Linked DNA regions of Homo sapiens: region 1 is linked to region 2. A link is a contact called in ENCODE Hi-C or POLR2A ChIA-PET data. All regions are on one chromosome and are shown on one strand. Each heading gives the region's core, a stretch centred on a gene start or an enhancer-like site at or near the end of the contact. The rest is flanking DNA. Distances are from core to core; before and after follow the strand shown. Region 1 overlaps SPTBN1 (spectrin beta, non-erythrocytic 1). Region 2 has its middle 22 kb from the start of ACYP2.

What was found. Hi-C counts contacts between places; a loop is a spot of excess contacts on that map. ChIA-PET counts read pairs that join two places held with the same protein, here RNA polymerase II (POLR2A). Pooled maps may share reads with other maps.
Region 1: a map with no recorded cell type shows a loop between it and region 2 (6-fold over the local background). The contact joins two enhancer-like sites. A Hi-C loop is called at or near these places in 4 of 168 maps with a recorded cell type or tissue (B cell, GM12878, HCT116 and 1 more), 9 of 37 single-sample maps with no recorded cell type and 8 of 50 pooled maps. POLR2A ChIA-PET finds 5 or more read pairs at or near these places in 2 of 52 experiments (activated B cell and activated T-cell).

What each region holds. Positions count from the first base shown.
Region 1 is chr2:54,633,535-54,636,234 of GRCh38, forward strand. All of the region lies in intron 17 of SPTBN1 (spectrin beta, non-erythrocytic 1), which reads left to right. Among named protein-coding and RNA genes, the nearest start is that of SPTBN1-AS2, 45 kb to the right of the region's middle. RefSeq lists enhancers at 1,243-1,422, 1,663-1,722. Within about 2 kb of position 1,262, at least 24 of the 41 ENCODE cell types and tissues checked have a DNase peak (open chromatin) inside an H3K27ac peak, as active enhancers do; they include B cell and OCI-LY7, where a contact is called at or near this core.
Region 2 is chr2:54,091,809-54,094,508 of GRCh38, forward strand. It overlaps a transcript of ACYP2 not described here. Among named protein-coding and RNA genes, the nearest start is that of ACYP2, 22 kb to the right of the region's middle. Within about 2 kb of position 1,308, at least 4 of the 41 ENCODE cell types and tissues checked have a DNase peak (open chromatin) inside an H3K27ac peak, as active enhancers do; they include B cell and OCI-LY7, where a contact is called at or near this core.

The DNA.
Region 1 (2,700 bases), core at 12-2,511, 540 kb after region 2:
GTTACTTAAGTTGGAGGTTGGGGCAGATCAGGGGTTGGATGCACTAGCACAGGCCAGTCTGGGCCAGCCACTGGATCAATCACTAGCCCCTGTTCCAGTTTGGGTTGAATTTAAGGGCTTGCTGTGAGACTGATGTAATCAAAAAACAAGCCCTTCCTTTCTGCCTCTCTTCTGGCCTTCAAGTGTGTTGGAAAGGAAAAATATTCCTTTGCTTACCACATCTGAGAGGGTTTCCTGGGACCCCTGGTCAGGTTGACTTAAAATAAGATGGGTGGAGAGGGGATTACTCTGTTTCCAATAAAGATTGAGCTCCTGTCTTTACCACTTCCAATCTTTTTTTCTGAGCTGATTCCCAGGCTGAACTATATGTTCTAGGGTGGTATTGTGGAATAGAGAATAACTTATGTTAATTATAATTTTGTATCTGTTGCTTTTAAAACAGCTGCAAAAAAGAAAAATAAATCCACCAAACCCTCCTTAAATGAGCATGAGAAACAGCAATTGGGCAAAGCATTCATAACCTAGGGAAAAAGAATTTCCTTTTTTTGTAATATTAACTCTGAGTATTTTGTAAATAAGATATCCTATGTACTTCCATGTTAGATGCACACAGCTGGTTTCCTGCAGGCGGGCTTGGCTGTTAGGGATGTGTGCATTCAGGCAGGCATGCAGCTGCCTTGCTGCTTCCTCGGTTTCTTTTTATGTCCCCAGTGCTGCAACTGCACAAAGCTGTTGGAAGCAGATGATGCTGTCTAGACTCCTGGATATGATAAAACGTTTCAGCAGCAGCAGCCCTCAGTTGTGGCTTAACCTTCATTTTGCCCTTGACCAAGAGCCTGGGCTACTGGTGTTCCAGAGCTTCCTTAGGATTCCTCAGTTTTAAAAATGAAACGTAAAGATAACCCTGTACTATCAATAAGCATAATAAAGATGGAAGGAGGGAGCTTTCCGATGACCTGCCATCAGGAGAACTACATTTTCTTATTTTTCTCCATTGATGTTAACTGAATTCTGATTTCACTTTAATATCCCCAGAGGCCCACAGAATTGAAACTGACCCTAGAGGGTACTTGTCAGTTATGAAAACACACACATCTGTGAGTTCCAGGTGCTGTAGGAGCACAAACTAAGTAAACATCTAAACCTTCAGATATAATCCCCGCTCCTCGAAACATCCTGACACTGTGGTGAAGCGATTCTCCTAGAATGTAAAGTCATTATAATGTGCTTACGTTCAGGAAGTTTCCTGAGTTGTTGAAAGAGTACCAGAACAAAGACACTGACTCTAACAGATGTGGGTGGGGCATGAGTGGCCTTCAAAGTGCCTGTGAGTGGGAAGAGACTGTCCTCAGCCTGCCCCAGGGGATGTGAACAGGGAGGGAGGGAGCTCCTGACCAAGAGGGAAATTCCAGCCACAGCACAGTTCATGGGGAGCAAGGAACAGTATCCAGCTTCATAAAGCAAGACCCTGTCTCACACCGGAAAACAGGCTCAGAAGTTACCCAGCTGTTTCACTCAGGCACCTGGGGTTCTTGACTATTCACAGAAACCAGAACACCCGCATCTGCTTCATGTGATGAGGGAGCTTTTTTGAGTCTTATTACAGGGAGAGAAAGTGAGAGATGGAAAAGCACTCTTTAAGACTGTGGAAACTACTCCCTAGTTTTAAAAGGTCCTTCTCAGGCCCTTCCCTGTAATTGAATCCGTGATCCAACATGGAGAGAATTTCCTGAGTTTCACTTCCCACGAATGATGTCCGTTGCACTAGTAAACCATTAAGCCACACTCACTTCTTTTAAGCGTCTTCTGAGTCAGCGGCAGTCCCAGATGCCTGTGTGGCTGTGTTTCACACCACACGAAGGCCGTTGTCACACCTGCGCATAGATCGGTGTCATTTGGACATGTGACTCTAAATCCTTGCCTCTTTCTTCCCATCTTGATGGTCCCACTATAGGAGAAAGGCTGCCTGGGCCGGTAACTGCCGGGCATGCATGAGAGTTGATTATATAAGAAATACATTCAGGATTCTGTATGGTCATATTTCTCCCTTAATGAATCTTTCCAGTGTTTGAAGTTACTTTCATTTCTGTTATTTCCGTGAGAGGCGAGGATGTGTGTCCTGTTGTTAATTTCCAGTATCTGGGATTCTTCCCTGCCACTGTAGGACTTCAATGAGATGCCATGCCAAAGGGAATGGAATCCTTTATCCCTTTGACTACTGGCAGGACTCCTGCATTTGTCACTAAACTCCAACTCATATTATCTCCTTTCTAAAGATTTGCGTTCTTGAACTCCCCTAGAAATAGAACTGGAATTTGAGGGAAGGGAATTTCCTTTTGACATTCCTAACCCATCCACATTCTTAGATGACTAATTCTTTTTAGCCCAAATTCACTAACAATCTTTTATTTTTTTAAATTTAATTTTGGTTTCTGATGATAGATGGCAATGGCATAAAATGTCTCTGGCCTTTATTATTTTTTGTTGTTGTAAAAGCAGTAAATGTCTGACATTTTCAAGGGGAAAACTACTGCCCTTAATCCCATCTGTAGCATATGCCATTTAAGTGTTTGCTTTCTAACCCATGCCTTGGAGTTTTATATCATTTAATATGTATAAACTATTTTCATTTAGCATTATAGTATAATTATTTTTCTACGTTTGCATTTTGCCTATGTGGTATAAGCATATTAAGATCCC
Region 2 (2,700 bases), core at 58-2,557:
GCCAACTCTCTTGATTTTAAATGTCGCTCTAGATAGAGACATTTCTAGTTCCAGGTCTCTTTGTTTCTCATTTTTATACCTCAGAGATGCTGGTGGGAGGAGTACGAGCAAGACTGGAGAAAGAAAGTGTTTGTAATAGTCCGTGTGAGAAAGGAGGGGTGCCCAGACAAGGGCAGCAACTGTGGGGAAAGAGAGTGAGGCTGATTTAAAAGCCATTTAGGAGGGAGACTTTACAGAGCTATAAGGCAGCTATAGAGGGTGAGGGAGTTGGAGGACCCAAAGATGAACCAGGTTTCCAGCAGAGGTACTGGATGGTTGAAGAAGAAAGAGCAGTTTAAGGAAGGGAAAAAAATGTCAGTTCAGTTTTGAAGATGTTGAATTTGCAGTGCTGGGGAACAATGGAATAGAGCTGTCTTATAGGCACTTTCATTTACAAGTGGGTTATGAAAGAGGGAAGAATAGGGACAGGAACCACATTTCAGCAGGAAAAATGGATCCTGATAATCAGGAGAAGTTGGGATTTCTGCTTCATGGTGGGACAGAGAAGAATATATTTGACACTCCGCTGATCCGTAGGAGCAGCTCTTCTTTCTCTCCTGCCCAGTTGTGATGGTAAGTGAACAATGTAGCCAACCTATGTTATCCTATAATCAGCCTTGGAACAGGGTTGGGTGACAAAGGGCTAAGATTTATCAGGGATGAGGAATGGAATCATCCACCAGTTAAGCCATCTAGAGCAGCATAGGTGCTAGGTGAGGGTGAGGGGAATCTAGAATTGGTAGTGGAAGAGGGAAATGGAGTGTCTCAGAAGTGGCTTTGAGAGCAGCTACAGAGGGAAAGACTGTAACTTGGCCCCCTGACATTCTAGTAAGGTTCTCCTAATGGAACCAACCAGAAATCCAGGGTAGCTAATTTCAAATGGGGTGAACTTACTATAGAAGCAGGTGGGTTCCAGTGACATAGAGGGTGTACAGTGATGCATGCCATGGTGCTCTGCTCAGATCCCCACTTTAGGACCATGATGTTCATTCTCTGGCTGCCAGAAGTACTGGCTGCTTGACAACCTACCTTGAGTTCTTTTAGAATTGTCCTCAGCCAAAGAGAGTTGGCTTTCTAAGTTTATGTGCCCCAGGCTGCATCCAACGACCCATTGATGGTGGGGTACAATCGTTCAGAGTAGACAACTCTGAAGTGAGCTCTGAGCTCCCACTGGTTGGGCTGAGGCTTCTATTGTCGACTGCACAGCAGGTAAACTCCTCCTGCAGCTCAATTCTGCTGCCTTCACTGCTCCAGAGTTGTGTGCCTCCTACATGTAAGTCTCTGCCTGAGAGTCAGTTTCCCAGGGAACCTAACCTAAGACATTAGGGCAATGCAAATGAGCTAAGTCCTCCCCCTTCACAGGAGGAAGTCAGCAGATAATATCTAAGGGTGATAAAAATCAATATGTAAAGGTGTAAGCATATTCTCTAGAGTTACACAGACAACTGCCGGAAGAACTAAAAGTAGAAATATTGAAAAGAATATTGTCTCTGCAAAATGTGACTGCAGATTGATTAGGTGGGAGATTTGCTTTTCCTTCTAAGATTTTCTCAACTACCGAAATTAATATCGTATGCAAATAGTACTTTGACTCAAATCTAATTTTAACATTAAAACAAGACTTTTGGAAACAACTAATGATAAAGAGGTAGTGAGTGAGGCAGAGAGAAGTAATAATGTTTGATTCAGAGGATGTGGCCTAGAATTCAGGTGCTGTTTCTGTGTCTGGGTACAGGTCACTTCCTCTTTTAGAGACTTAGTTTTCTCATCTGTCAAGTGGGAATAACAATGATATTAAATAAAAACCACTTGGCCGGGCGTGGTGGCTCACGCCTGTAATTCCAGCACTTCGGGAGGCCGAGGCGGGTGGATCACGAGGTCAGGAGATCAAGACCATCCTGGCTAACACGGTGAAAACCCGTCTCTACTAAAAATACAAAAAATTAGCCGGGCGTGGTCGTGGGCGCCTGTAGTCCCAGCTACTCCGGAGGCTGAGGCAGGAGAATGACATGAACCTGGGAGGCAGAGCTTGCAGTGAGCTGAGATCATGCCAGTGCACTCCAGCCTGGGTGACAGAACGAGACTCTGTCTCAAAAAACAAACAAACAAACAAACAAACAAACAAACCCACTCAGTATCATTGTGAAGTGTAAATAAAATAATGAAAAGTAAAATGCTTAGTAAAGCTATGAAGAGCTGTCCTACTTAGGAGAATGAAGTACATGTTAGAGATACTGGCAATGTACAAAAACTACAAAAAAGTGGTTAATTCTGGCTGTGGATGAAAAAGGCCTCATGAAGGCAGGATCACTCATGGTTGGCTTGCAAAAGAAAGGAAGATTTTGGTAGGCAGAGAAGAAGACATGGTGGGGAGAAAAAAAATTTTTTTTTTTTTTTTGAGACAGAGTCTTACTCTGTTGCCCAGGCTGGAGTGCAGTGGTGCCATCTCGGCTCACTGCAAACTTCGCCTCCCAGGTTCAAGCAATTCTCCTGCCTCAGCCTACCAAATAGCTTGGATTAGAGGCATGTGCCACCATGCCTAGCTAATTTTTTTGTATTTTTAGTAGAGACGGGGTTTCACATGTTTGCCAGGCTGGTCTCGAACTCCTGACCTCAGGTGATCTACCCACCTCGGCCTCCCAAAGTGCTGGGATTACAGGT